7 separate regions of the Homo sapiens genome follow, and regions 1, 2, 3, 5, 6 and 7 are each linked to region 4. Evidence: chromatin loops called from intact Hi-C (ENCODE). Cell type or tissue: heart left ventricle. All regions are shown on one strand.

Region 1 (4,000 bases), 1.8 Mb after region 4:
TGACTCCATCTAGGACCTCGAATGTCTGTCTTTGTGCAAACATCTCATATTTGGTGTAATTCAGAATCCTCTTCATATTCTCCCAGCCCGCTCCATTCAAGCCTCTAAGGGATGGGGCACAGACCTGCAGTCAACAGCCCTTCAAGGACAGGGATAGGAATCTTAGTATTTTATACATCATGGCCCCGAAACACAAGCCAACTGGTTAATCTTGTGCTCCTCCAAATAAATCATGATTGGTTCCACCTCTAGAAGAAACACTGGCCATGTTAGATTCCCGGAGAGACCTGGCCAGTCACCAATGTGTTACCTTTCTAAAGGATATTTCCATGGTAACTTTAGTCATAGATTATTTGTGACCTATACAGTGACTTTAGAATCCAGCCCTCAGGTTAGATGTGATTCTGCACAAGGCATCATGGAACTCATTCTCTTGCCTTCAGACAAAACTACTCTTAAGCTGTCTTGGACAGTTAAGAACCTAAAACACTGTAAAATAATTCCCATATGCACTGCCCTCCAGCCCCACAGAGCTTCTTCCAGGCCTCTCTGGGCTTTGTGCACGTGATTCCTACTCTCTTCTATTCCCTGGCTCTCTCCCCTCTATTCTGAGGCCTGCTCTGAGGCCCTCACAGGGTTGGTGCACAGCACAGCTCCCTTTGGCTTGTTGACAGGCAGGGTTCCCCCACCACCCTCAGCACTAAACTGAGGATGTTGGCCAAGAGTATTTTGGTCTCCATTTTATTCCCAGTGCTTGGCTGTAAAGCAACCTCCTCCACAAATATTTGTTGAAGGGTTAACTGGGATGTTTCAAGAATTCTCTTTATTTGAGGTTTTTCCTTGTCATCAAGATTTACCGTCTTGTAGAAAATGTGGTGAGGTGATTGACAAACTGAAAAAGACTAATCTATTGGACTACTCAGAACTGACCTTATTTTTAATGGCATTTGTTCTTGTTTTATTTTTAATACTCATGGAGATTCTTACCCACTGTTACCAATTAGCTTTCCCAAATTGTGCTTTAACTGTTGATTTTTGTACTAAGAAGTAGCATCTTCAAATAAAAACTCACTTTAATATTTAATAATCCTAAATGTCAAGGAACTCTTCCCATGTGTAACTTCTCAAAATTCCTACTGTTGCATTTTAACGCTTGCTTACTTCCTCTAATTCAGACCAAGATGACTAATGGACATCCTCTGTGTAAGTAATATACACACTCAAAAACCATGACTCTCACCATTCCCTTCTCCAAGTTCAAATAATTCCAATCCCTTCAGCCTCACTGTTCTCCATGTCAATCCTCTTCATATTCTCACAAATCACCCCAGTTCAGGCTTTCCAAGGGGTCCATGAGCCTGCAGTAGATTGCTCCTCCATGACCAGTTCAGGAATTCCATGATACAAAGGCAGGGGTCCAGGCAGCATGGGACAATGGATGGCTTTAGAATCACATAGCTCTGGGTTCAAATCCTGGCTCTACCAAGCATTGACTGAGACCTTCACAGGGTCTCCTCCCCTCTCCAAGCTTGTCTATGGATCTAAAAATGCCACACAAGACCAACGTAATTCTTAGGTGAGTCAGATTATGTTGTGGACATGCAGGCCTAGCACAAGGCTACATGAAGTGGTCCTAACACATGGCAGTCTGGGTGCCCTCCCCTCCCAAGGGCATGGCGTCCATCTGTGACACTCCCTGGAGCTGATGCATGGGGGTGGATGGCCATGAGTGCCCCACATCTGTCCTGGTTGGCTGCCAGCAAGCTTCTGGCTGCTGCTTAACCCCAGGAGACTGGGTGCTGGGGACTCTGCTCAGCCTGAGATACGAAGCTTCTCCAAGGGCAGCAGCCTAAGGCCAGGCAGGTTTCCAGAAGGTTTCCAGGTTTCGTGAAGGTTTCCAGAGACAGCCTACTTCTGGAAGAGCAGATGCCAGGCAAACCCTGCCACCTTGTGGTGCTCATGCGTATGAGCCCGCTCCAGCTGTCATAAAGCCCCGCCTTCCACTCTGGGCTGCCATCTGGTTTCTCGGTCTGGGGATATCCTCTCTCTCCTTTTCTCAGCCTGATCTACCCCAAGGCTTTCTGACCTGGAGGTGTGTCCCAATCCCCTTAGGCCCAGGGTGTTCTCAACTTTGTCTATTAGCCCTGTCATTCCCAAAAGCCCTAGCCTCAGTGCCCTCATCTGACTACATTAGGACAGTTTTCCCCTACTGGGCCAAAGGAGAACCTGGGAGTCTCTCTCCCCCACCCACCTTAGCCACTCAGCAGCTACTTGGGGCCTGGTATCTGACACTTGGGCAATCAATGCTCTGTTTGTACTGCCAAAGCCTCTGAATAAAACCTGGGGCCGGCTTCTCAGGCCCACTTCAGAGTGGCTTAGTAGGGTAGCTGGGATGTATGCGTGCACATGTGCACCTATGTCTTGCTCTAGGCTAGTAAGACCCTCCCTGGCAGTGCCTATCTCCTGACTTGCAGGGGACCTTCCAGCCCCAGCCCCTCAGCTACAGCAGTGATTCAGCTATCTGGACCTATTCCTGAGCCTTTAACAGCACCTATTCTGACCACAGAGAGAACACTTTCCTCCTTCGCTTCCTGTTTTAAGCACCAAAATGCCAAGACAGGTGAAAGGCGACTGATAGCCTAAAGTAACTGGCCATAATCCAGGCTCGATGTGCTTCTAGAAAATAAAGCGGAGAAGGGTAGGGGCTGAGGCTACCCTGAGATTTCAGGCAAACAGGCTTTATCTTGCTATGTGTGTTTGAAGCTTAGCGATCTGTGAGCTTTCAATAATTGGGTTGCTGACCTTTCAGCGGCACTCCTTTTCCCCTGTTGGGGTAATAGAACGGGTCAGCAAATCCTTTCTGTTTTTAGTGCCCATAAGCCTGTGCCTAACAGTGGCTCTGGATTTCCTGGCCCAGGGTGGGACAGAGCTAACATGCCCAACCAGCTGGATGAGGCTGGCTATGGGACTTACCTGCCATACATCCATTGTGTGTGGCATTAATGGATGGAAACCATTAATGTCCAAGTTACTCACATCCCTTTCCAAATAGGTCAGAAATGCTTGGTTGCCACAATGTATAACTTAGAAAAGGTGAGAATGGGAGTTGTAAAAGCTAAAGATGTTACAGCTAAATGAAGGAGCAGAATTCAGGAGCCTAAGTATGTTGGAAGGAGGGAAACATTTGCTGAGTGTTTATAACAAGCCACACATGGTGCTAAGTACTCTCGCATAACTTACCACATTACCTGAGAAGAAGTATCATCTTCATTTTATAGATGAGAAAGGTAAAGTTAAGAAAAGTTAAGAACTACCTTTGTATACAGGTCTAGGTTCGAATTCTGGCCCCACTTCTTACTAGGAAGTAACTCTAAGTAAGCTAACTAACTTGAGTTTATTTCTCATGTATAAAATAGGGATAAAGATGCCTGCCCTGCTGGTTTAAATAACAACGTAGCTTGTAAGTAAGGGCACTCACAAGGCTCTTGGCACTCAGGAGTCACTACGCTGTCATCAACAGTAACAGTAACTTAACTGAGGTCATAAAAACTCAAATCCAGGTTTTCTGACCCCAAGTCCAGTGCTCATGGGGAAAGGAGCTAATCTGCACACAGTTTCTGAAGCCCAGTAGGTACGGATGAACATTCCTAACCCCAAAATCCAAAAGGCTCCAAACTCCAAAACTTTTTGAGGGCCTCAATGACACCACAGGTGGAAAACTCCACACATCAAGTACTTAACACAAATTTTGTTTCATGCACAAAATTATTTAAAATATTGTATAAAATTACCTTCGGGTAATCTGTGTATAAGATGTATATAAAACATAAATGAATTTCATGTTTAGATTTGGGTCCCATTCCCAAGATATCTCATTATGTATAATGCAAATATCCCAAAATCCAAAAAAACCTGAAATCTGAAAACACTTCTGCTCCCAAGCATTTCAGATAAGGGATATTTGACCTGTATAGGAGCCAGATTAACAACTAATTATCCT
Region 2 (4,000 bases), 1.6 Mb after region 4:
AAGATTAATGAATCTTGAAATTAACCCAGCAAGTGCCCATGCTGAGGCTCTGGGAGGTCATCTGACTTACCCAAGATCACACAGCTAGGATTTGAACCCCAAGTCTTTGCAGAGGAGGGAGCAAGAGGAGAGCAGCAGAAGCCTTCGAGCCTGAGCTGCCCCATCTCTGAGAGCCATAAGCACATCAGCTCTGCTACTCCTGGTTCTCTCCCAGAGACTCAAGAGGAGCCAGCTCAATCCACAGCCCCAGGCTCAGCAAGAGGCTTGAGTGCGGCACCACAGGGCCAACAGGAGAGGCAGAGCTGTGAGGCCACAGACCCTTACAGCTACTTGACATTATGGCTAAGCAGTCCCTGAGGAAGCTTAGAGGTGCAGAGAGATAGAGAGAGACTTGCTCTTGGTCTCAGAGGCCCAAAAGGAAACACAGGGGCTTCAAACTCGACCCCCATCCTGGGCTTGCAAATTCCCAGGGGAACTCATCTGCCGCAGACATGTCAAGTCTGCTCACCGAGTCATCTCAACACAAGTAGAATCACTCCTTTGAGTCTCACGTGCCCCATGCCTTGTTTTCTCCAGGGTAATGAGCTCTGGTTCCTTCAATGGTTTCTCTTATGAGCTGGTTTTGAGTCTTCGCCTTGCTGGGCTTGTTCCCTCAGTGTTTGCTTCAGTACATCATATGTATTAAAAGACAGCTCTTCTGGCTCTTCTTAGTTGGGAGATAGCAATAAGGATTGGAAAGAGACAAAGGGGGAAGGAACAGGCATCAGGGTTTCAACACAAACTGATGTTCATTGAATCCTTATAAAGTTCCCTAGAACTGAATGGAACCTTCCAAGAGTGGTTAACCAGAGCCGACTGCAGCTCAGACCCTTATTCTAAACACTCTTGCAACACTAATTTATTGTTGTGGCCCTCCCATTCCATGGCTAACTCGTATCATTAAGAAGCCCTAGAGTCTTCATAACTCTAAAGCCATGCCTCCTAAATCCAGTTGGCTTTTGGGGCAGAACTTTACTTTTATCCCTGTTACACGGTGCCTTGTTGACTCATCCCTCCATCCTTGTCTGTACAGATCTTTAGGGATCCTCAGAATTACCTAACCCTTCCCAATTCCATGTCAGCTGCACATCTGATTAGCCTGCTTATTCTCAATAAAACTGCACATTCTTTAGAGTTTGAGTCTTAGGCAGGGAAAAATAGTTTTAGAGGAACAAACGCCCCCCCCCACCCCCCGCCCCCGCCAACCAGGTTACTTCAATGCTTGTTCATTTCCCTGCCTAGATAACATCCCCTCTCTCTGCACACTGAGCCCAGCAGCCCAGGTCCTGCCCAACAGAGCTCCTTTTTTATTTTCTGACTGGTCAACCCCAAAAGTCCAACCATTTTCCCGAGCTCTGCATGCCTGGAAGCTAAGTCCAAAGTCCCTGAGCTCCAGTGTCCAGGCTATATGTCATTCCTCTTCTTTGTAGATATGGGAAGATTTCTTTGCAGACATGAGGAAGTTTCTTGACTTAGAAAGATGTACCTGGTCCACTGTGGGCATGCAGTGAATGTTCATCAAATGAAAGGAAAATAAGCACCTTCCATATATATGTGTGAAGTTCTGAATTCGGCATTGGCCTCAAGAAGGCTTCAATGTTCATCCTTTCCACTGGGCCATCCCTAAAATCCTTAAGCAGAGGGACTACCTCTGTACTTAAAGATCTCCAAACAGAAAGATAGCACATTCTCTTTACAGCCAGTAGAAACTATTGAGCTCATCTCTCCATTGACTCATTCACTTGCTAACTCATTTATTGAGCACATGCTATGCGCCAGGCCTTGAGTAGGCACTGGGGATACAGAAGTGATTATAAAATGACCTCCAGGAGCTGACAGTCTACTGAGGAAGGCAGCCATGGAAACAGTGCTTCTGTCACGTATAATGTGCCCCCAGTGTGGTGAAGCATTAATAAAACTTGTCATGAGCGCCCACAGGCAAGGGTCAACCCCTGCTTGGAAGAGATGATATTTGGGCAAAGGTGGAAACAAGTGCCTGTAATCCAGTTCCTCCAATCTCCTTGGGGAGGAAAAGGTAAGGTAGGTTCTCTTTTCAACCTGTTTCCAATTCCTAGTGGGGAACAAACCTATAAGGGCCACAAGCCTGAGTGAAGAGAAACTACTGAGTTCTCCCATCCCCTCCAGTGTCCTGAATCAGCGTGCAAGTCTGTGTTTCCTTACATCTCTCCCAAAAGAGCTGGGTGGCAAGCTGAGCCCTTTGCTGCAAGTGAGGGCTGCAGTTTGCACATCCAAGGCCCCAGATGGGCCTTGGCTGGCATCTAGCACCACCTACTGGCCACGGAAGGAAAAGCAAAGGTCCAGCTGCCACCTCTCCCCCAGGGCTCCTGCAGTCACGCCTTGCCTGGATGCTGCATCCCTTCACACCCTGATTATCACCCTGGAGCCCCATCTCGCCACCCAAGGGCAGAGGGCAAACTTCAAAGGTGACACAGACACTCTGAAGGAAACAAGAGGCCACAAAGCCAGCTGGAGCAGGCAGACACAGGGACAGAATCTGTGCCCTGGAGCCTGAGGGGCAGGCTGAGAGGGCGGAGCAGGATGGGGCCTGAGAAAGAGGTCAAAAAGGGACAGCAGCACAGTGAATGACAGTCAGAACCAAGCAGTGGAGACACGGAAGATGCTGGAGGGTTCTATGGAATCTTCCTGGAGAAGGACCTGAGGTCCCAGAAAGGAGTCACATTCCGGCCCCAGCAGGTCAGGTGCTGAGGCTGCCCTCATCCTAGACAATGTCACCCTTCTTGTACCCAGGTGCTTCCAGGCAGCTCCTCCCAGCCCTCTGACCTCCACGAGCGGCACTTGCCCAGGGCTGCTCCCAGCACTGCAGCTGGAGCCAGGACACACCCTTCTTGGTGCCCAGCTCAGCTCCAGCTCGTCTTAGTCGGGAGACAGCCATGAAGACTGGAAAGAGACAAAGGGAGAAGGAACAGAGGTGAGGGTTTCAGCATAAGCTGATATTACATGAATCACATATAGAGTTCCTGATGTAAGATTAAATTGCAATTAAGCATCCTTCAATTTTGAATCACTGGCTCAGGGATTTCTGCTTAAAAGATAGCTTCCTGGGCACTGGCAGAAGCTGACATCCCTGATAGTCCACGCTCCCTCCTTTTTCAGGGGCTACAAACAGGGGCCCATGGAGAAGCACATGGAGCTTCAGGTAAAATTTTGGGCTTTGGAATCAGACACACCAGCTGTTGACTTGGGCGAGTCACTTAACATCTCTGAGCCTTGCGCTCCTCTGAAAAATAAGGATGGCGAAACCACCTCATCGAACTGTTGTAAAGAGTAAGCACACAAACCACTTAGCCCAGTACCTGGAAGATAAGCTCAATAAATATTGGCTAGGAAAAAACAAAAACCAAGACCTTGACGGCTTCGTCGCTGAGCACGCTGCATCCCCTTGCTTGGAATAAATTCTAAGGCATGGCTCAGCAGCCTCCCCCAGCCAGCTCCCAGCCTCCGTGGGTGAGGGAGGAAAGGCGGGGGCAGGGGCCTGTTCTCACCCGGAGAAGATTGCTCTTGGGGTGGGTGATGACTGTGCACCCCACCCACTAGGGAAGGCGCTCAGTGAGTGAACGGAAAAAGCCAGCACCCCTCTCTGCAGCATTCATTATTCAGAACTTCCCACAGCCTGATGCCTGCTATGGGGGTGTGCGAGGAACACCAGCCAAGGCCAGTTTTGCCTTCTCTGCCTGAGAGGTGGACAGCAAGACTAGTGCAGAGACCCAGAAGGAAGTTGGGTCCATCTTCCAAAACCCTGGCTCTCCAAAGCTCCAGGTGATGGGGTTGGCAGGTATTAGAAAGGGAGCTGGGGCTTTCCAAGCATTCAGCCCTAAATTAGTGCTTCTCAAACTTCACTATGCATGAAAACCACCTGGAGGGCTTGTTAAAACACAGATTGCTGGGCCCCATCCCTAGACATGCTGATCCAGAAGGTCTG
Region 3 (4,000 bases), 120 kb after region 4:
TCCAGTTTCTAATTTAGCTTTAATATTTGCTAGCAGACATTTTTTTTTTAACCTCTCCTTGTTTTAGTTATTCAATCTGCAAAACAAAAGGACAATGCTTACATTTAAGAGTTATTTTAAGAATTCATACAGTGTGCCTAGGATAGTGTCTGGTATATGGTAGATGTTTTATAAATGTTAATTTCAGTTTTTCTCTATTCCTCTTCAGATCTAGGTCCATATTAATTCTCTTTATCCACTGGAGTTTTTTTTTTTTTTAAACTATGAGTGGCTTAAAACCCATGCCACGCTAAAGATGATGAAAGGGAAGGGTAAGCTTTTTTGTGTGGAGAGGAGGGTTGAGAGGCCGGCAGTGACTCTGAACCAGCAGTGAGGCATTGAGCCATCTATACTCACTGATGACATGGCTATTCTTTTTATTGGGCATACATAAAGAAACGTGACCCAGACTGCAAAGGACCAATTGTGTCACAGCTTCTTTCCTAGAGGATTTCCTTTTTGTACTTTTTATGAGCCCCTACAAATGGAATCAGACGGCATGGCTTTTCCAGACATTTTGTAGAGGAAGATTGATTAAAATTAGTTACAGATGAAACAATGCCCTCTGCTTTTGTCGAGTCCCTTTGTCAAGAAATATATGACAGAAGTGACTAAACTCTTCTTTACCCACACTTTGGCAAAAGCCAAAAGTTGTTTCTCTGTTAATCTGACCTTATCCTTATTTACCAATGAGGCTTTCTTTAGCTTGTTGTTCCCATGGGCTTGAAGTATCACGAGATCAGATTATGGGATGCAGGGAAGGAAAAAGAAGCACCTACCCTCATCTTCTGTTTGTCCCTATGTTCTGCCTATTGCCTCTGCCTCTCCAAGTTACCTCCCCGTAGGCCAGTCTCAGGGCTGTGGCTTTCCCAAGGATTTGCCCATTTTGCCACAGAGAGGGACTTGGACTCTGATAATATTGCCATTAGCAGTGTCAGAAAAGAACCTCTTTCCTTCAGTGCTCTATTCATTCCTCTGATAGAATCTGGGTAAATACAAGTCTCCTTATGCAGAATAAACAGTCCCTGCTGCTCTCTCTGCTTTGGTCTGTTAGTCACTAAATTAAATTCTGCATTGGAAAGAATCAGAAGCCTACAGGTAGCTTAGTTCAGCAAATAATGAGAAAACCAAACTGAAAATCAACATACTTCAATGCTTGTTATATGGATAAATTCTGTGGACGCTGTGGGGGTAATAGTATCATATATAATTTATTCAAAAAATTTGTATTTTGTTTTGTAGCACCTAGATGAAAGCAGGGCTCAATAATTGTAAGCTGGATGAATGGATGCATTTTGAAGACTCCCAAGGAGCGTGGTCACAGCAATGTTAAAGACTTGAACATATAGCTCCTCAAGACACCCAAGTTATATTTTTCTTTAAAAAGTATTTTTTTAAATTATTTATTTCGATAGTTTTATTAAGGTGTAATTTACGTATCTTAAAATTCATCTACTTAAGTGGGCTATTGACTTTGCGATTATTTTTGACCCAACATTTGTTATAATGGAAGGAAGGAAGAATATCTCTCTGACTGAAACTCTAGGGGAGCCTAAGGGGGTTAAATGTTATCATCAAATCTGTCACTCCCCTAGGTTCTGGGGAACATCTTTCAAATCCACTTCATCCTATTTTCATCCTTACAGCTTCTCAGAACCACCTGGGCTGTTTTTCCCCTCTTAGTAGGCTGAGCTTCTGGCAAGAGAGCGTCCCCTGGTGTCGGGTTGTGAGATGAAGGTTGTGGCCATAGTGCATGTGGGATCTTCACTTACATACACTGGGGAGCGTTCTTACCTGAATAACCCAATGGACCTCCATTAGAGGAGTGTGCTTTTAAAGTGCAGATTCCCAGGTTTCACTTTCCAAATGGCTGGTTCTGGAGGGCTAATGTAGGCCCAAGAAATCTGTATTCTAAAGAAGACCCCAAGGGGATTCTGATGCGGATGATCCCTGAAAAATATCTGAGAGCTTCTGAATGACCTTATAGCAATATTGGAAAGGTTATGAGTTGGAAATGTTGACTGCCCTAGTCTAACCAGTTCTAGCTTTAACTACCTAATATGGCCTTTCCAGTGTATCTGATCACACACCCCCATCCCCCGCAACACACACACGTCTACACACAATCTTTATTTTTGACAAAAAGAAAAGACAAGTTGATATGGGTAAGTTAGGAAAAGATAACTTAGAAGTAAAATAAATCATAATTTTCTGGGAAAATATTTTTTAGAACAATGCCATCTTATTTAAATATATATATTTACTTTCAAGGGATACAGATACATATGCATCCACCCTTCCAAATGTTAGCTGAGACCAGATTCTTGCTGAGAAATGAATGAAATGGGAGATTCAACTCTAGTTTAAAACACAAACATTTCCAATGACTAACGGTTTCCTGCCACCTTAGTTAAGGCAGGACTTCCTATTGACAGGAATAATTAGCTTTGGAAATAAAAGTGGAAATGGAAACTAAGGATGCTAGCTGACGAGCCCGCTTTGCATATTTATATATTCTGCCATGTCTTTGCATTGTGCTTTCTGCTCAGGAATAAATTTGCCTTTATTGTTTGTCCCGGCCTACCCCATTCTCACAGAGCTCCTGCCGTGCCAACAGAGATATGAAACAAGGCCAAGTGATCTGCTATTGAAGCTGGAAGAAATATCTCCCTCCCAGTGACCTTCCTAGATAATGAGCAGATATGGTTTTCTAATATAAAGGGAATAAATCAAGGGACCTTTCAGGGAATCAGGGCAATAACAGTGGAGTCCAAGACCATCAATTCCGAAAGCAAAGGGCAGAGGCACCTTTCTTTATAGATCAACATTAGACTAAGGCAAGAAGGGAGACATTCACCCCCAGAGGGGGGGAGGAGTTAAAATAGATCAGCTCTCCCTTCCCCGTGTTTCTCCCACCCTCCCTCTTTGCACTGAGTCCTGAGACTAATATGGGAGAAAATCACACTTTCACAGGATGTCTCACTCGCTGTTATTTTCTATCAGTTGAGTTAATACATAGTTTTGAGAGATGGGTTGTTTGTCTTTGCCTTTAACTCATTATAATTTTTTGGTGTGAATTCAGTGCTAGACCCAGGTGCCAGATTGGTGTCATTCTGCAAACCTCTGTTGATCTGCGGAGCAGCTCTATCCTGCTCTTGGTCTTCATCTGAAACCATTGATCTCTCTCGAGAAGTACCTATTAGGGATAGGGCTAAAAGCGGGGCCAGGAAGAGTTTGGGACCAGGTGGACCACTGGGGGAAGACAAGGTAATAGAGTATGTCTTTCCGTAGACGTACTGCTGTTTGCTGATCCATTTCTTATATATGTAGCACCAAAATACACCAGTGAAAACAAAGGAGAGAGTATGTTTAATTCAAGGAATGACATCCTGGCATATTAAGAATAAACATATAGATAATTTTGATAGAAATAATTGCTATTTGCTGAGGTCTTAGTATGTGATGGGCATTGTGCCCAATCTTTCTGAATATATTAACCTTGAAGAAGGGGTATTATTATCCCCATTTAAAAAATGGGAATATAGAGGCTGTAAGTTTACATGACCTGCTCTGAATTACACAAGTATAGAAAATATTAAGTGAAACATTATATTGAGGGCCGTCTGACCCCCAAAGTCCGTTGTTTTAAACATGCATCTATGCCACAGGAAAAGTTGTCAGTAAATGGTCTAAAAAGGAGGTGCAGAGAACTGGGAACTACTGCCCAGAGAGGCTCAGTCTTTTTCTGGACCTTATGTAGGAACCAGTTTTTTGGACCAAAATCTTGGTCAAGGGGAGATGGCATTGAGGGCCTGGCATTTTCAAATACTACGTGGTGCATGTCAGATTTCAGAAATTTTATTTAAATCCCACCTCCCGATTTTATCTGTGAAGAAACAGACCTAAAGGGGAAAATGGATTGTCCAAGGCTGAGCCGAAATTGTAACTCAGGTCTTTGGTG
Region 4 (4,000 bases):
GTACTAAACACTGACCAAAAGAGACCAGTGACCAGTCATCATGGAAAGATATAAAATCGACAATAACACAAAACTATGAAATATAATTTCAAGTAATAGTAAATAAAATAGAGACAAATGAAACAGGATGAAAAGATGGAGCACTTTGAATGGCAGGAGAAATGATGACCTTTGGGAAGGTAACATTTAAGGCAAGTTCTGGATAAAGTGAGGGGTCATCCCATGCAAGGGACTGGGGGACACACGTTCTAGACCAGCAATCCTCAACCATTTTGGCACCAGGGACTGGTTTCACAGAGGACAATTTTTCCACAGACTACGGGTGGGGCATACTTTCAGGATGATTCAAGGGCACTGTTTACCGTGTACTTTATTTTTATTAATATTACATTGTAATATATTATGAAACAATTATACAACTCACCATAATGTAGAATCAGTGGGAGCCCTGAACTCATTTTCCTGTAACTAGACAGTCCCGTCTGGAGGTGATGAGAGACAGTGACAGATCATCAAGCATTAGATTCTCAAAAGGAGCATGCAGTGCAGCCTAGATCCCTCAAGTGCACAGTTCACAATAGGGTTCGCACGCCTATGAGAATCTAATGCCACCACTGATCTGACGGGAGATAGTGCTCCAGCAGTAATGCAAGCGATGGGAGGTGCCTGTAAATACAGATGAAGCTTCACTCTCTCACCCTCCACTTACCTCCTGCCTAACAGGCCATGCAGCGGTATCAGGTGGGGACCCCTGTTCTAGAGAGAAGGAATCGCAAGTGCAAAGCAGGACAGTCAGGGTGTGTAAGGCAGTGGGGTATGGGGACGGGTTTGGAGGAAGGCAGGAGCTCAATCATGTAGAGCCTGGTTGGCCAGGGTTGGGATGGGGCCATCATAAATGCTGGATGGGATCCAGTGTGGCTGGCAGAGCACAGGGTTTGAGGGCAACAGCTACTGCTAGCTGTGATTCAGAAGGGCAGTCTGCAGTGTGAATTGAGACCACTGTGGCTGGTTCTCCAGACACTGGTACAGCTGTCTAGGATATGCAGAACTTTTGCCTCGTTTTCCAACTCTAGGTTCTCTCTACTGCCATTCTCTTTGTTCACTACCCAAACTGTCCTCCAACCACAGGAATGTCACCAGCTCTGGATGCTTGTTCTTGCTCTCTTTATTTTATTTTTGTTATCTGATAGAAGCAGACAGTAATACTCTGAGATACTTCTAGGAACCAGTATATGACAAGAGATGCATTTCACCCTGTCAGTTCCTCCAGCACAAATGACATGATAGTGCTTTTCTAAATAATTTTGCAATAATTCGAAATCCTGTTCCTCCAACACAAATGACATGACAGTGATTTTCTAAATAATTTTACAATAATTCCAAATCCTGTTAAATCAGTGCATACACTTCTGTGGATTTTACTGTCTATTCACCTGAAATTAAATTCTGGTGGGCTTTGCTGCACAGTTCACCTAGAAGAGGCACAATTAGATGCAATCTCATTCTAGTCTGACACTGCTGTGCTAAATACTTTCATTAAAAACTATTTTCTCAAAGAATAAAAGCAAGCATAAAAAATAAAACTAGGGGCCTTTCCATAAGAGAAAGAATAGAGATTGAGAGGAATGGGAGGAAGGGATACTGAGTGAAGAAAAGCTAAACAAAAGCATGGAAAGTCAAAGAAGCACACACATGTGTGAATAGCATCATCTAATTGTCCTATAATGAATTGTCCTATGTCAGAGCATGCCTGTCAAATTCTTCTAAACTTCTCTAGGCAGGCTTAGAAAGGTAATAATATTCTAGTTCTCATTATTGGGAAGTCACAATCAAGAGCAAGTGAATTGAATGTTAAAAGTATGAGTCTAGCTGATATTGATAGATCAAATGTAATACAACAGCATGTGACACTTATTAGCCTTTTGGTCAAGCTATTGGGCATGGAACACATTCAACATGCAGTAACATTTATTGAGCACCTACAGTATACAGTGCCATGGTTTGAGTAAGGGCTCTGTGGAATGGAAGACATATCCTCTGTCCTCCAGAAGTGTTCAATATCGATTCTGAGTCATTTCCTGTGGCCTTCACTTTTTCAGTTCTTCATATCTACTTTCTTGGAAGGTATTCTCAATTAAGGCCCAAAAGGCTGCACATAAATTTAATTAAGGCTGGAAGTGGTGCTAGACAGTGGAGGAGCAGTGAGCCTGAGCTGCAGCCAAAAGGAGGAATAATCCACTAACTCAGGAGAGCACCCTTTCTTCCCCAGCAAATGCCCAGTGCACTCTTTATTAAGGGACACTGTGCTGTGATGAGCTGACCTGGCCACAGGGTGTCACAACTGCCCCAGGGACTCCTCTACAAACTCAGGAGGGAGACAAGGTCTGAAAGGTCAGACACCAGCAGCTTGTCGTTCCCTCTCCTGCCCACATTGCCAAGTGAGTCAGCCCTGAGTCAGCCCAGCTGCTCAAAAATCATCTAGAATGTCACGGCTGCCAGGGCCTGACAGAATGCCTTCAGAGCTGCTTACCAGGCTCTGTGTGGCTCTTGGTCTAACGGAGGGGATCGACATTTTGGCAGTGCCCGTGAGTGAGATGAAGGACTGGTGACAGCCCCACACCCACGCAGCACCGGCTCCCTCATAGACCTCCAGTCATTCGACCAGGTTTGTTCCTGGAAGGATCTGCATCATTTATTTGGAGAAGGACCAGGCAGGGGGTCAAGAGACAATGATTTTAGTGTCGGCTCTGCCTCCTTCAAGTTGGGGACCTTCAGCCACTGAATCCACAGAGATGGGCCTCAGTTTCCCAATCTGTAAAATGAAGGTGGATCCTTTCAACTTCTGAACATTAATGAAGGATTGGCCATGTCTTATTTGGTTAGACATTTCAATTACTTTCTCTTTTTTTGGCTCTGACAGCCTCCAAGGTAGAAGAAATTAGCGTTTTTTTTTTTTTGTTTTTGTTTTTTTTTTTTTTTACAAACACAGAAACTGAGGGCCTGTGAGACTAAAAGAAGGTAATCAAAAGAGAATACAGAGGAGACATTTTAATCCAGATCTGTCCAGATTAATCCCACTGTAATTGGGGTGTTCATTTACAAACTACACACAAATGTTTTGTGACTCCTGGGAACTGAGTTTCAGACATGATGAGATGAAAGACACAGAGAATATATTTGAATAAGTCTCATAAAAAGTAAATTCTGGATCTTTGGGATAGAAGCTAAGGGATATTTGTGAATCAAATGGTAGTAGCAAAATGGGTCAAGAATGGCAGGTAAAGGATAAACAGAAGAGAAACACATTTTAATAATACTCAACCAATATTTATTAAGTTTCTCCCCTGAAAAAGTTATTGTTCAGGGCAGCAAAAGACATGCAACCCTAGAGGCAGCTGAGAATCCAGCCATGCCAATATCCGAATGCAAATAAAAGCAAGAAAAAGCCAGGAAAAAGACAAGCAAAGTACTGCAGGATTCAATCAAGAATCGAATGAAGAAGCTGTATCCCATTGGTGGAACTTGGAAGGCACCAAGGAGAAAGTTTCAATTGAGTCATAAAGAATAGTAGAGTATCAACAGGTAATAACACAAAGGATGAGCTAGCTGGAAGAAAGAGATGCATGAACAGAAGTCAGGAAAAAAAGGGTTGCATTTGATTGTGGAAGACAGTGTAGCAATTCCTCAAAGTCCTAAAGACAGAAATACCGTTCGACCCAGCAATCCCATTACTGAGTATATACCCAAAGGAATATAAATCATTCTATCATATAGACACATGCATACGTGTGTTCATTGCAGCACTATTCACAATAGCAAAGACATGGAATCCACCTAAATGCCCATCAACGATAAACTGGATAAAGAAAATGTGGTATATATACACCATGGAATACCATGCAGCTGTGAAAAAGAACGAGACCATGTCCTTTGCAGGAACATGGATGGAGCTGGAGGTCATTATCCCTAGCAAACTAATGCGGTAACAGAGAACCAAACA
Region 5 (4,000 bases), 1.6 Mb after region 4:
TTAAAGGCTTTGCCTGGGACACTCTGACACTTGGTATTCCAAAGGAGTCCCTTAGCAGGAGCCATAACAATCTCCCTGTCCCTGTGGAAGGCATGTACCTCAGCCACTGTGTCCCTTTTTCCAAATACATGCCATCTTAGTCCTTCTCTTGCCTCCGTCAGCTTTGTCCACATGCTAGTTCCCTCATGCAACTTCCTCTAATCCCATTCTTCAAGGACCTGGAAATGTCACTGCCCATCACCTCTTACAGACTCCTGTGGACTGCTCACCAGCTTGGCTTCTGTGGAGCCATCACATGCCAGGCACCTACCATAATCTCATTCAACCCTCACAACCTCTCTATTAGATGGGTATAGCTAACCAGATTTTTCAGATGAGGAAACTGAGGCTCAGAAAAGTTAAGTAATGTGCCTAAGCCTATACCAGGGCAGAGCCAGGATTTAAACTGAGTTTTTTGACCAAAGAAGCCTCTACTCTTCCCACTACACCATGCCACCTCTCAGACAAAGGGACCATGAAAAGTTCGGGATGCAGGAATTGGTCTAACCAAATACCCTGGATTAGAAGATTAATCTGTTAGGGTGTGGAAAATGAGCTAGAGGCGGAGAGACTGGAAGCAAGAAGAACAGATGAGGGCTATAAAAAGTATCTATGCTTGTGGGGATGAGGTTCTGGGGTGTAGTAATAGGAAGACAGAGAAAATAGTTTTACACACACACACACACACGTGCTCATTGAAATCTTATAATAGTCCTGCCTTATGTTTATTATTTTCATATGAGAAAACTGAGGATCAACAAGGTCAAGTAGCCAGCCCAGGGTCTCAGGATGTAAGAGGCAGAGTCATGATCTAAAGCTTCATTTAGTCGTTGCCATAAATAATTAGGGTTGTATATGTAAATGATCTCTGGCCCAGTAGAAGGGATAATGTCAGCTTCTTTCCTTCTCTTCAGTGGACCAGATTTGAAAAGCTATCAGAAATAAGGAAGTGGGGAAAGATGGACCACAACAGAGAGAACACTGCCTGCAGCCCCAGGTCAGGAAGCTGGGAGCAGACCCTCAAGAAAGAGTCACAGGCCCCAGACCAGAGAGCTCCACACCCACCCCAAAAGCAGCAGACCCTGTCTCTAAAGCTGATAACCTTGTTAGTAGGAGGACACTCATTTGTGCATGGAACAAGACAGCACCTGCTCAAATACAAGACTGCCTGGAACAGACAGACGAGCCAACGATACTCTCAGAAGCACTGTCAAAACCAGCCAGTCCAGGCAGGGCCCATGGCCCTGGTTTGCAAGGCACTTTCGTAGCCACCTCTGTGTATGGTTATCTCCTAAAGCAGACACGGGATCTGCAGAGGTTAAGAGAAGGCGCCAAGCTCTCATCTCTAGTCAATGCCAGGACCTGCTATTTTCTGAGCACTACTTGTCGTCCGGTAATTTCCAAGCTTGGGTTGGTGGGGGCAGGGAGAGGGGAGAGATTCCCCCACACTTCAGCCAGGGCATCAGACAGCCTGAGAGCCTGTATAAAGCTCGCTTCCTCCATGATACTAGCCCCACAGTGAAACTATCTGTCAACTTCTCTATTAAGCCTGTGGGTCTTCCTGGGCTACCTTCCATGCATTCACCCCATTACCCTCTGTGCAAATGTGCTGATCTCTCCTGCTGCTGCTGAGAGAAGGCTGGAAGGAGAGCACACCAGGTGGCTTTCCTCCATCCAATGCACTCGCCCAGCCACCTCCTTCCCAGGAAGCCAAAGGCTCATGAGTCAGAAAGTCCGGGTCCTGGAGTCTCACATCCCTGGACTGCAGAGATACAATGGAAGCAGGGTCATCTCGGCGGAGAGATGCCCCTCATAGAGGAGAGCTGACCTCTCTGCTCAGCCCTGGCTCAGGAAATGCTCTGAAAGCCAGGGCTGACAGTGCACTTCTCACCAGGCTAGCGCCACACGCCCGGCTCCCGCCCTGGGAAGCCATCAGCCCAGGACCGTCTCGTGCGCCACACTGCCCTCTGGTGGCCACCAGGAGTGTAGCCGCAGAGGGAAGCCAAAATCTTTTAAGGTCTGTTTACAGAGACCTCAGACACGATGTGCACAGAACACAGAAGAGACGCACTTGTGCCTGTGCCAAGACTCCCCCAGATACACGCACGCAGCCCTGTTTCCCGCGGCAGGTAGCCGGGTTTAGGACTTCGAAGCTACTATTGCTCCCTTCGTGTTCTCCTCTTCTCTGCAGCACTCTAAGAGCTCCTTTCCCCGCCTGCCTGTAAAAGCCCGAACCCCTCAGTCCCAGAGCAGACACCAACAGGCGGATGGAGACCCACACCAGCTAGCGAGGCAGGGCCCTTCGTTCTGGGCTGCCTTGTGCCAGGAACTCACTGGGCGATTGGGCCAAATCAATTCACCTCTCTTGATTCCTAAGTTCTTTCTCTGTAAAACAGTGTTTGGCCCCAACATTTTCTGAGGCCCTTTCCAGATCTAGTAATTTATGGTTCAAAGTCTTGATCTTCTCTCTAACTCAGAAATCTTCCCAGTAGTCTAGAAAAGGAAATAACCAACGTGGTGCCCAATTATTTACAGAGCCTAGCGAATACATCATTGCATAGGTCTGAACATGACAGTGACCCTACGGGGGTGCCGGGCTGGAGAGTTCCATGACCTCAGCTCTCAGAAGTGCGAGGCCAGTGGCTGAGCGATCATGAAGCAAGCTCACACAGCCAAGAAGCAGCAAACGTGGAAAATGCACCAAACCCTGCCCCACAGTTTCGGCTGTTTCACAGAAGAAAGTTGTATCTGTCTCCCACACTAAGAGCTCATCCCTATGGAGAGAGAGATGGAGCTTCCATGAGCAATGAAGGTAGAGAGGCGGGGTAAGGTCGCGGGGGGATAAAGGCTGCTTATTGTGGAGAGGACCAGGGAAGGACGCAGAAAGAAGCTCTAAACATCAGCTTCCAGCTCCAGCTGCCCAGCGCTTTAGACACCCCCCTTTTGCTCTGCACCCAGAAATGCTCCTGGCACCCCAAAGCTCTACCTGGGAGAAGCCACTCAGCCCTCTGCTCTCCCATCCAGGCTCTCGCTGGCCATGAGCACCAGGGGCATAGTCCTGCTGACCACGGCTCAGCCCAGAGAGGAGCTGGCTGGGACCCAGCCACCAGCTTTCTGAATCTCAGCCAGCCTCAGCTGGCACCTGTTCTGCTGCGGGCTGACCTGACCTCAGAGGCCAGGACATCATGGGGTGGATGAGGAGGCCTGGGAAGAGGGTGTGGCTGAGACACAACTTCAGGAGAAACTCCCTGTTGGGAACAGGTCAGAAGGAGAGACCAAAAGCCTCCCCCACTACTAAGAGGCCTGCCTGGGACAGTGTTGGCCACACTGTTTGGCCAATACTACACCCATAATTATCCTATGTGCCTTCCCCTTATATCCCAGCCAGGGTAACTCCCACCCAAGTAACTGAAATGTTGTAAACTAAATGATTCTCCTAGACTTTTACATCAACTCTTTTATTTATTTTTAACTTAATAGTAATATATTTGTGTGTGTGTGTGTGTGTGTGCATGTGTGCATATATATGTGTATGCTAGTATGCATAAGAGTATTGCAAAAGAGCATAGGCAGTATAGCTTAATATTTAAATGCCAGACTGCTTTCCCATTTACTGGCTGCATGAAATTAAGTGAGTTAAGTTCCTTCTCTGCACTCAGTTTCCCCATCTGGAAAATGAGGCTAATAATAGTACTTATCTTATTGGGGTTGATGTGAGGCTGCAATGAGGTATTAGCCTTAGAGTGCTTGGCACAGTGTCTAGAACATAGTAAGTGTTTCAGAAACGCTAACGATTGTTATCATGTACTCAGTAGATGCTAGCTGTCACTAGTTATGTATAGACAGATTTCTCTTAGCCAGACATGACCCAGGGCACTGAACTTCAACAGGGTGCTTACATAATGTAGTTGTTATTATTATCCATTTCTTATAGATAAGGAAATTGAGACCCAGAGGAGGA
Region 6 (4,000 bases), 290 kb after region 4:
CCTGTAGTCCCAGCTACTAGGGAGGCTGAGGCAGGAGGATCACCTGAGCCTGGAAGTGGAAGGTTGAGGCTACGGTGAGTCGTGATCGCACAACTGCACTCCTGCCTAGGTGGCAGAGTGAGACCCTGTACTCTGTCTAAAAGTAAATAAAAAGGCTGAAGCAAAGATGATTCTACATGGGGGGATTTCAATGATCTTTTATAGTCTCTAGGCTCTTATGGGGTTAAAATGATTTCTTGGTATCAGACAAGTATTATGACCAGCTCCTGGCAAAATAAGTAACACTTAAGCATAATTATTTGGAGCTATTCAGTTAAAGTGTCTGAGTGTAGCCCTGGTCTTGAAGGGCAGGGCAAGACATGGCATTGAGTTCAATTGTCTCTACTGGCTGTGGGACGGGACAGGAAGCAGAGAAGCCGACAGGTCTGCCATCCAAACATCCAGGGTATGGGGGTTAAATGAATGAATGTCCTGGGGTAGAAGACTATCAACCAGACCCCACCCACACTTCATTCTGAAGAGGAAGTTATTTTGGGAGGTATTAGAGGAGGAAAAATCTGCCTGTGTTTCTGCTCTGCTCAGACAATCACATAAGTGACTCATTTCACTCTCAGTACCAGCTCTGTGGGATAAATGGACATTATGATTGCCATTTTAAAAATGAAGTGCACCCATACTTAAAGAGACACGTTTAGTAAATGATAGAGCTGGAATCTGTTCCCGGGGAAATCTGACTTCCTAACTCATGCTCCCTCCACTTCCCCAGAGGAGGTGAATATGAACCATAACACAGTTACAGCTAACGTGGTAATTAGCAACACTTAGTATCTATAATAGTCTAAGACCATCGCAGGTGTCATCATGTTTAAGCCTAAAACTTCAGCCCAACGAGCTAAACTCTGTTGTTATGCTCACTTTATAAATGAGGGCATTAAGAATTTAAGGGCTAGCCTAAGATGATACAGGTAGTAAGTAGCAGATCACAACCTTAACTCAGGCAATCGGACTCTTAAACTTGCTCTCCAAGGAAAAACATCTTTCTTCAAAGACCCCTAAGGGCCCTCTGAGAGGTTATGGAGCAAGTCTCCATTTCTAGGAAAGTGTGTTGTTCTTGTAGATCCTTGACTCAAATACAAGTAACTCCTACTGGCCATTTCTGCATAACTTCCTGCTCCTTTTCAAACTCAACAGGTTCAAAGTCAAAATCTCCTCCCAACAAAATCTCTACCTCCAAATTCCTAAACTTGATTATGCCGATAGTAAACCGGCGTTGTTTGATTTATTTGTGTGCCAGATGCAGAGCTCACTGTCTGGCCGAGGCAGGTACTCAGATCTTCACTAAATAGATGAATCTGCAATGTTGTTGAGTGTGAATCTTAGCTTTGGTTGGAGTCCAAAGCTAAGAATCAGACTCGGTAACACTGTTCTCACCTGGACTTCAAGTTTTCTTACCACTCTTCTCACCTTTGGTTGTGCTTCCTTTCCAACCCTTTCATCCCTGTGCAGCCTGATAGTATTAGGAAGGAAAACCGGCTTCTACTTTCGCAGTTTATAATTTGTCAGTGACCTCCCATGGTCTTAAGGATAAAATGCAGACAGGACCTAGTGCTTGAGCCTTTTCAGATCCAGCCACTACGTAATTTTCTGGTCTCTTCTCTTGACATCAGCCCCTGTTAAAGTCATAAAAACTTACTTTCAATTCTCAGAAAGCACCTTACTCTTCTGTTCCCTCTTCTTCCATCCATGTGCCTAGATCTATCCATTATGTGCTTAAATGTAGGCTCCTCCAAGAAGTCTCCCATGATCTGATTCTGAGTTCCTACTGTCATCTTGGAGAAACCCAGTCACAGCTTTTGTTGTATGGCATTGCCTGTGGACTTTGCTGTCCCCTCTTCACCTCCCCCCCACCGCCCCACTGCACCAAGACTGTAATATCTTGGAGAACAAAGACAATTTTGTTCACTGCTACATCCTGAGAGCCTAGCATCGTGCCCAAGATGTGGTGGGACTTCCATAAATATGTGTTGAATGGTTGAGATCTTAATTTCTGTTAGAACGGTCTCCTGAGAATGACCTCCTACCCGTTGCCTCAGTAACCTCTTACGCATGGAGAGCAGAGCTGCAGGAAAGCAGGACACACGTGAGTCCAGCCAACTCAGAGCTTCAAGGAGGCGTCCAGGAGAAACCTCCCTCAGCCCCGTTTGCGGTGCCTCCTGGTCGGTAATTTTCCAGAAGCAATTTCTTGTTTCCTCCAAATGGCCTGTAGAGGTCAGAAAAGGGCCTTGTTTTCCAATCACCGACTGTCCTGTCTACATTAGCATTCACCCCGGGTGTCTATAATTAAGCAAGCCTAAGCTGGGCACATAGGAACGGAAATGCATTGACTTTAATAAAACAGAGTGTAAAACAACTTTAGATTGACTCCAGCCTTGTTTATTCTTGCACACTTGTAATTCTGGTTTGGTATATTCCCAGTCAAAGAGACCATTGTCCTGGGAACTGAAGCGTGTCCCTTGCTTCATTGCTGCTGCAGCCTGTCCAAGGAGGCAAGCCGCACCAGGTTGCTGCTACCAGCTCACAGCAATTTTTTTTTAAATTTTTTAAAGAAGAAAAAATAACAGAGAATAACCTGTGAGAACGATGAAAGGAGTTCCTATTGATGTCCTGGACTTTGTGTGTGTGTGTTTGTGTGTGTGTGTGTGAATGTAAGTACATCCAGAGTCCAGAAAAAATATGTAAATAATAAAAATGGATCAGGCACTCTGGTCTTCACCTATTGTGTAATTTAGGAAATGATGGTTTTGTTCTTTAAGTGATTCCGTAGCATATGGAATAGAACATTATAACAGAAGTTGAGAGTCCAAGGTTTAGGCTCTGGCTCGGTTACTTCAATATATGGCTTTGGGCTGACCCTTTCCTCTGGGTCTCAGTTTCTCCATTGGAGGGTGAAGGGCTGGACCACACGAAATCTAACCTCACTTCTATTTCTAATATTCATGAACATGAATGCTGTGCTGGCGGGGCCTGCAGAGAACACCAGCAGGCCCGGGGCTGGCCAGGCCGGTGAAGAGGCAGCGTGAGGTGGCTCACACTAGCGTTCTGTCTCTGCAGGGACCGAGGCCAGGCCTGCACAATGATCTATTCAGAGCACAGAGCAGAGCAGTGCCGTTGATATCCTGCCAATGCCCAGCAGAATAAAAGCTTCCGAAATCAGGGCTAAAAATAAATAATAAAACAAAATGACAACATAAACAGGAAGACCTAAAGGAGGGGGAATGAATTGAGTCAGCAAACTTCAGCTGGGGTGGGGCAGGGAAGAATCTAATTTGTTTTCATCCACATGGTTTGGCCTGCTAGGTGCTGCACTGGTGTTTAAAGTGCTGTTGGAAGGGGGAGTTTGATGCCACCCTGGGAGAAGATAGAGAAGATGGGGGAGAGGCGTGGCTGCTCTCTCAGGCTCGTTTCCTCCCCACTGTGCAGTTGGTCCACCCACTCCTCACTGACTCTTTGTTGGTTGTTCAGAGAGAGTTCTTTCACAGTCCCTCTCCTGTCCCTGGCCTCTGCCTGGGCCTGGGCCAACTGCCCTCATCGACCTTGTCTCTCAGCATTTGGGGCCCAGCTTCCTCCTAGGCTCTTTGCACACACTCAGGATTTCAATCAAAATGACTTTCAAATCTGGTCATTTAGGGGAGGATGTGTGCAAGAGGGTTAGGGAAAGGGAGCTCATTATTACTGAGCACACTGAATGTTCCGGCCACTGTACAGTTACATGCAACATGCAAGGAGACAGACAGCAGTGACCTAGCAGCAGCCACAGGGCAAGTAAACATATGCGGATCACCTCTACAACCTTGTTCCAGGCCTTGTCATTGCGAAGCGTAGAGATTCAAAGCAGTTGGAGACTTCCTTTAGTGAGGCGGTTTCTTGAATTTGGGGATATGCAAATGTCGGGGTGAGGGATGAAAAGCTGCTCTGCTGTGCATTAGATGGTACCAAAGAT
Region 7 (4,000 bases), 980 kb after region 4:
AGGGAGTGCACTTCTATACTGGCTGTGGTGCTGAGAGGAGAGAGCTCTCACTTTGACTTCCATTATGGAAGGTGTGTGGTACTGCAATCTACCACTAATATGTGCAACAAGGGAACTCTTCAAAAACAAGAACTGAATGCTGGACAGCCAAAAGTTAAATGACAAAATGTTTATCACACATGAATCAAGAATTTGTAGACGTGCGAAATTTTAATCAGGGAACTCTGAGGAACTGAGAAGGGTGAAAAGGAGATAAGCCTGAAGACTAAAGACATAATTTTAATCATAATTTCTCAAAAACAGCAAAGGGTAGGTTCTAGAAAGTGCCAGCTAATAAACTAAGGAGTATTGGTAGCAAAGAATAGGCTGAGTTGAGAAATCCAGGTTGAAAAGAGTCAAGATCAGGAAGGAAGTTGGTCAGACAATATTCTAAAAGAGCTTCTTAAACAGCTGATCTGTTACCAATGAAACATTGTGAAGCACAAGAGTCAATGCATTCAGTTATGGGCTTGTAATTCAAAAAGTTCTTAAAAGCTTGGAAACCTGGGCCAAAACATTCTGGAATAAATGGGACAAACGTAATGGGGCAAATGTGAAATTTTGCATGTGGGTTCGAAAATGCAATTGTTCTTACAGGAGATGGAATTTAGCCTTCGCTCAGAAATTTAATAGTATATGAGACTTGAAAGATCATATATTAATAGTTCAATTGCCTTATTTAACAGGGATATTAACTTGAAGCCCAGAAAACGGGACTTGCCCAAGGATTCACAGCCAAATAGTAGTAAAACCAGAATTAGCACTCAAGTTTGATGACTAACTTCCTTAAAATACTTTAAAATTACCCTAAAATGCCTTTAACCTGACATCCATCCCCAAGGAAATAATTTGAAGCTTACCAGCATGCATTTAATGGGTGCCAATGGTATTCTGCAGCTGCTAAAATATTACCACAAACTTAGCCCGCAATAAAAGAGGCAGAGTGTTCAGAGCTGGAAAAATGGTGCAGCATCTTCTACCCGAGTCAGCCAATCTTGGAGGATTACACTTGTTTCCCTCAATCATATTTAAGGAGGATTCTGGCCAACATAAACTCTAAAAGAGTGAATCCTTAAAGATGGATCCTGAGTGGCGAACTGGGCCTAAATGTAAAATACAACCAAGCAGCCATTTGCTGAAGAAAGGTCACACAGGTACTCAGCATCCCAGGAAAACCCACACACACATAACTTTGGGACTTTCAAAGTTGTCTTTTTCTGTTTATGCTGCCTGAATCAAACTATAGGCTGTGACCTGCATCCACCAATCAGAAGTCAATGAGCATCAATCAATCAGGACTAAGCAAGTGTGCATCCCTCATTTGCATAAGTGGGCCCATGTGGGAACTTTTTCTATAAAACATAACCCTCTCTTTGTTCTCTGGGAATGCATCTTTGTTTTGTACTGAAGTCTTTATCAAATTTTTGGTTTGCAAACTGCACAAAGAAATGAAGTCTCTCTTAACCCAATACTTCTTTCTCAGTAGTCTTGTTAACACTAACTAGGGGGGATCCAGAGGAGGGATGGTGAAGTTTCTGAAACATGACCACAGAAATGGTTGCAGAAAGAGTAGATAGAAAAAAAGCAGCTAAGGGAAGAGATAGTAGCCACCCTCTAATCTATCAGGCATTCTTATGAGAAGAAAGAGACGTTTACTAAGCTGCCCTGACAGCAGAACTAGGGTCATCAGGCACAAGTGATGGAGTAAAGATGTGCCACTACAAGGGAGCATGAGCCCCCTGTCGGTGAAGCCGCAAAAATACAATTTCATCTTCATCCATCAGTGAGGGATGCAGCGGCAAGTAATATAAAGTCCCTTTCAACTCCTAGCTTTTTGTGATTCTATTACTTTCCTAATTCAGACATTATTTTTTTCTACCAGATATTAAGGTCTTTGAAATTAAGCTCATTATAATGTCTCAGAAAGAAGTGACCCTGTCTTACACTCTCTGTGGTGCCCACAGTGCCTAGAACAATGGAAGATACACAGAAAGTGTTTAATCAATACTGGGCGGCTGATACAGCCTTTGATATTCTTTTCTATTCCTCCTCTTCCTCCTGCCACAATCGTTGATCCTGATCCACTAACTGCAGAGCAGCAAAGGGAAAATTGTCACACACACACATGCATGGTATTATAAGGGTATCTTCAAGGAAATAGAAAAAGGATTGAGAAATGGGTTTTAAAAATTTACATACTTGTGCAGGATAATACTTAAACACACACAGTTCTTGGGGAAAAAAGAGCTAATTCTGGCTTCATACCTTTATACACAAGATCACAAACAACAAATCCTGACATTGTGACTGTACTTATCTCTTTTCTCTGCCCCATATTTTTTTTCTATAGCTGTTCTCTTTTAATGTTGAGATGCATGCTATTACAATAAGATGAAAAGAAGTTCAGTTTGAAGGGCTGGGAAGAGAGTGGGTGAGGGCAGATTTATGGCAGAGCTTCTGGCTCAGATGTTGCCTCTAATTCAGACTCCATCTCTTGCTTGACTCCATGTCTGGGTAAGTGACTTCAACGCTAAGCCTCAGTTTCCTCAACTGAAAACCAGAAATAACATTGCTTATCTCAATAGGTTATAAGCAGAATTAACACGAAGTCTACAAAAATCATAGGCACTCATTAAAATTAGTTCCCTTGTAGCCAGGCACAGTGGCTCACGCCTGTAATCCCAGCACTTTGGGAGGCCAAGAGGGGTGGATCACCTGAGGTCAGGAGTTCAAGACTAACCTGGCCAAACTGGTGAAACCCCATCTCTACTATAAATACAAAAATTAGCCAGACATGGTGGTGGGTACCTGTAATCCCAGCTATTCTGGAGGCTGAGGCAGGAGAATCACTTGAACCTGGGAGGCGGAGGTTGCAGTGAGCCGAGATCAGGCCATTGCACTCCAGCCTGGATGACAAAAGTGAAACTCCATCTCAAAAAACAAATTAGTTCCCTTGCATTTGCCCCTGATGCTCCTCCAACTAAGTCATCCTATGACATTTGAAAGCCTTTGCTCTGTAGAATTCTTACTTCCAGTATCACTTGGGAAGTTCTGACCTCGGCTAAGAGTGAAAATTGTGTGTTAATTTACTTGCCATCTTTGTTCAATTGATAGTGATTATCCAGAACAATATTACAAGTGTTTCTAAGCCATCCAAGGCACTTTAGGAAGGAACAAGAAAACTAGAACAGTTATAGTGGGTACCAGAGTAGAAAGTGGCTACAAGAACGCCATATATTTGCCATCTCTGCCTTCAGCATTAAAGATGAAGGAAATCAATGAGGAAAAAATCTGGATCGGAAGTCTGAATTTGCATTTTGATTAATTTATCCCAATTACTTTGGTCTCAGTTTTCATAACTGTAAAATGATCGAGATTTTATAAGATGATGTTGATGATGATGATGATACCTGCCCTATGTGTCTCATCAGAGCACTGAGAATGATAGATGTGTTTGAAAAGCTGGCCATAAGCCAATGCCAGGTACTAGAACCCATCAGATGCATACGCTAAGGCAAACTGAGAGAGTGGAGCCTAGAGAGGAAATCGGAGGATCTAGTGGTGTTAAAGGAAAAGGAAGAGATTCAGTAAGGACAAAGAGGAGGGGACTAAATAGTTTTGCTCACTCGATTTGCCTAGAGACATCCCATAGCAAACGTACCTCTTTAACCTGTGATGTTGAAGAATCACTACAAAATAAAATCAAGGACATTGCAAAGGAAAACACTGTATTACTGCTGAATTAATGGGCTGCTTCTCATTCTTCTCTACACTCACAAAGAGGGAAGCAGGCATGTGAGGGCTGAAGCTTTTGGAACAGTTTATCATCTCCAGGGACTTTGCTTTTCTTGCTTAGAGAACTGGAAGGCCTGAGTGGCAGGCCCTTCCTTTTAAGGGAAGACTGAGAGGTAGGAAAAGCTGCTTCTGATAAATGGTGATAAGGGGTCAATTATTCCAACTA

The links. Peaks named below come from ENCODE experiments on the same cell type or tissue, not always from the same donor. Only the 100,000 strongest peaks of a DNase experiment are listed, where the experiment ranks them.
Region 1: a loop joins it to region 4, with 4 times the contacts of the local background. A loop is called at or near these places in 7 of 110 quality-filtered maps.
Region 2: a loop joins it to region 4, with 4 times the contacts of the local background. A loop is called at or near these places in 11 of 110 quality-filtered maps.
Region 3: a loop joins it to region 4, with 5 times the contacts of the local background. A loop is called at or near these places in 20 of 110 quality-filtered maps.
Region 5: it touches region 4 in a loop (4-fold over the local background); 28 of 110 quality-filtered maps call a loop at or near these places.
Region 6: it touches region 4 in a loop (5-fold over the local background); 9 of 110 quality-filtered maps call a loop at or near these places.
Region 7: it touches region 4 in a loop (4-fold over the local background); 6 of 110 quality-filtered maps call a loop at or near these places.

The regions. Positions count from the first base shown.
Region 1 is chr15:88,453,236-88,457,235 of GRCh38, forward strand. No RefSeq gene overlaps it. Among named protein-coding and RNA genes, the nearest start is that of MRPL46, 12 kb to the right of the region's middle. In heart left ventricle, a CTCF peak has its summit at 1,959 (motif pointing left); a DNase peak (open chromatin) is centred at 1,966.
Region 2 is chr15:88,272,402-88,276,401 of GRCh38, forward strand. No RefSeq gene overlaps it. Among named protein-coding and RNA genes, the nearest start is that of NTRK3, 18 kb to the left of the region's middle. RefSeq lists enhancers at 2,150-2,650, 2,651-3,151. In heart left ventricle, a CTCF peak has its summit at 2,354 (motif pointing left); a DNase peak (open chromatin) is centred at 2,344.
Region 3 is chr15:86,741,734-86,745,733 of GRCh38, forward strand. The region is part of intron 22 of AGBL1 (AGBL carboxypeptidase 1); the gene reads left to right. Among named protein-coding and RNA genes, the nearest start is that of AGBL1-AS1, 430 kb to the left of the region's middle. In heart left ventricle, a CTCF peak has its summit at 1,745 (motif pointing left); no DNase peak of the experiment used is centred here.
Region 4 is chr15:86,622,422-86,626,421 of GRCh38, forward strand. The region is part of intron 21 of AGBL1 (AGBL carboxypeptidase 1); the gene reads left to right. Among named protein-coding and RNA genes, the nearest start is that of AGBL1-AS1, 310 kb to the left of the region's middle. In heart left ventricle, a CTCF peak has its summit at 2,330 (motif pointing right); a DNase peak (open chromatin) is centred at 2,450; H3K27ac peaks cover 218 bases.
Region 5 is chr15:88,244,989-88,248,988 of GRCh38, forward strand. All of the region lies in intron 3 of NTRK3 (neurotrophic receptor tyrosine kinase 3), which reads right to left. Among named protein-coding and RNA genes, the nearest start is that of NTRK3-AS1, 5.7 kb to the right of the region's middle. In heart left ventricle, CTCF peaks have their summits at 2,010 (motif pointing left) and 2,217; DNase peaks (open chromatin) are centred at 1,973 and 3,158.
Region 6 is chr15:86,913,742-86,917,741 of GRCh38, forward strand. It overlaps AGBL1 (AGBL carboxypeptidase 1), which reads left to right. Exons shown (of 23, transcript NM_001386094.1): 23 at 1-2,415. Among named protein-coding and RNA genes, the nearest start is that of AGBL1-AS1, 600 kb to the left of the region's middle. In heart left ventricle, a CTCF peak has its summit at 2,256 (motif pointing right); a DNase peak (open chromatin) is centred at 3,090; H3K27ac peaks cover 1,175 bases.
Region 7 is chr15:87,603,290-87,607,289 of GRCh38, forward strand. The region is part of intron 1 of LOC102724465 (a long non-coding RNA gene); the gene reads right to left. Among named protein-coding and RNA genes, the nearest start is that of LINC00052, 28 kb to the left of the region's middle. In heart left ventricle, a CTCF peak has its summit at 1,790; no DNase peak of the experiment used is centred here.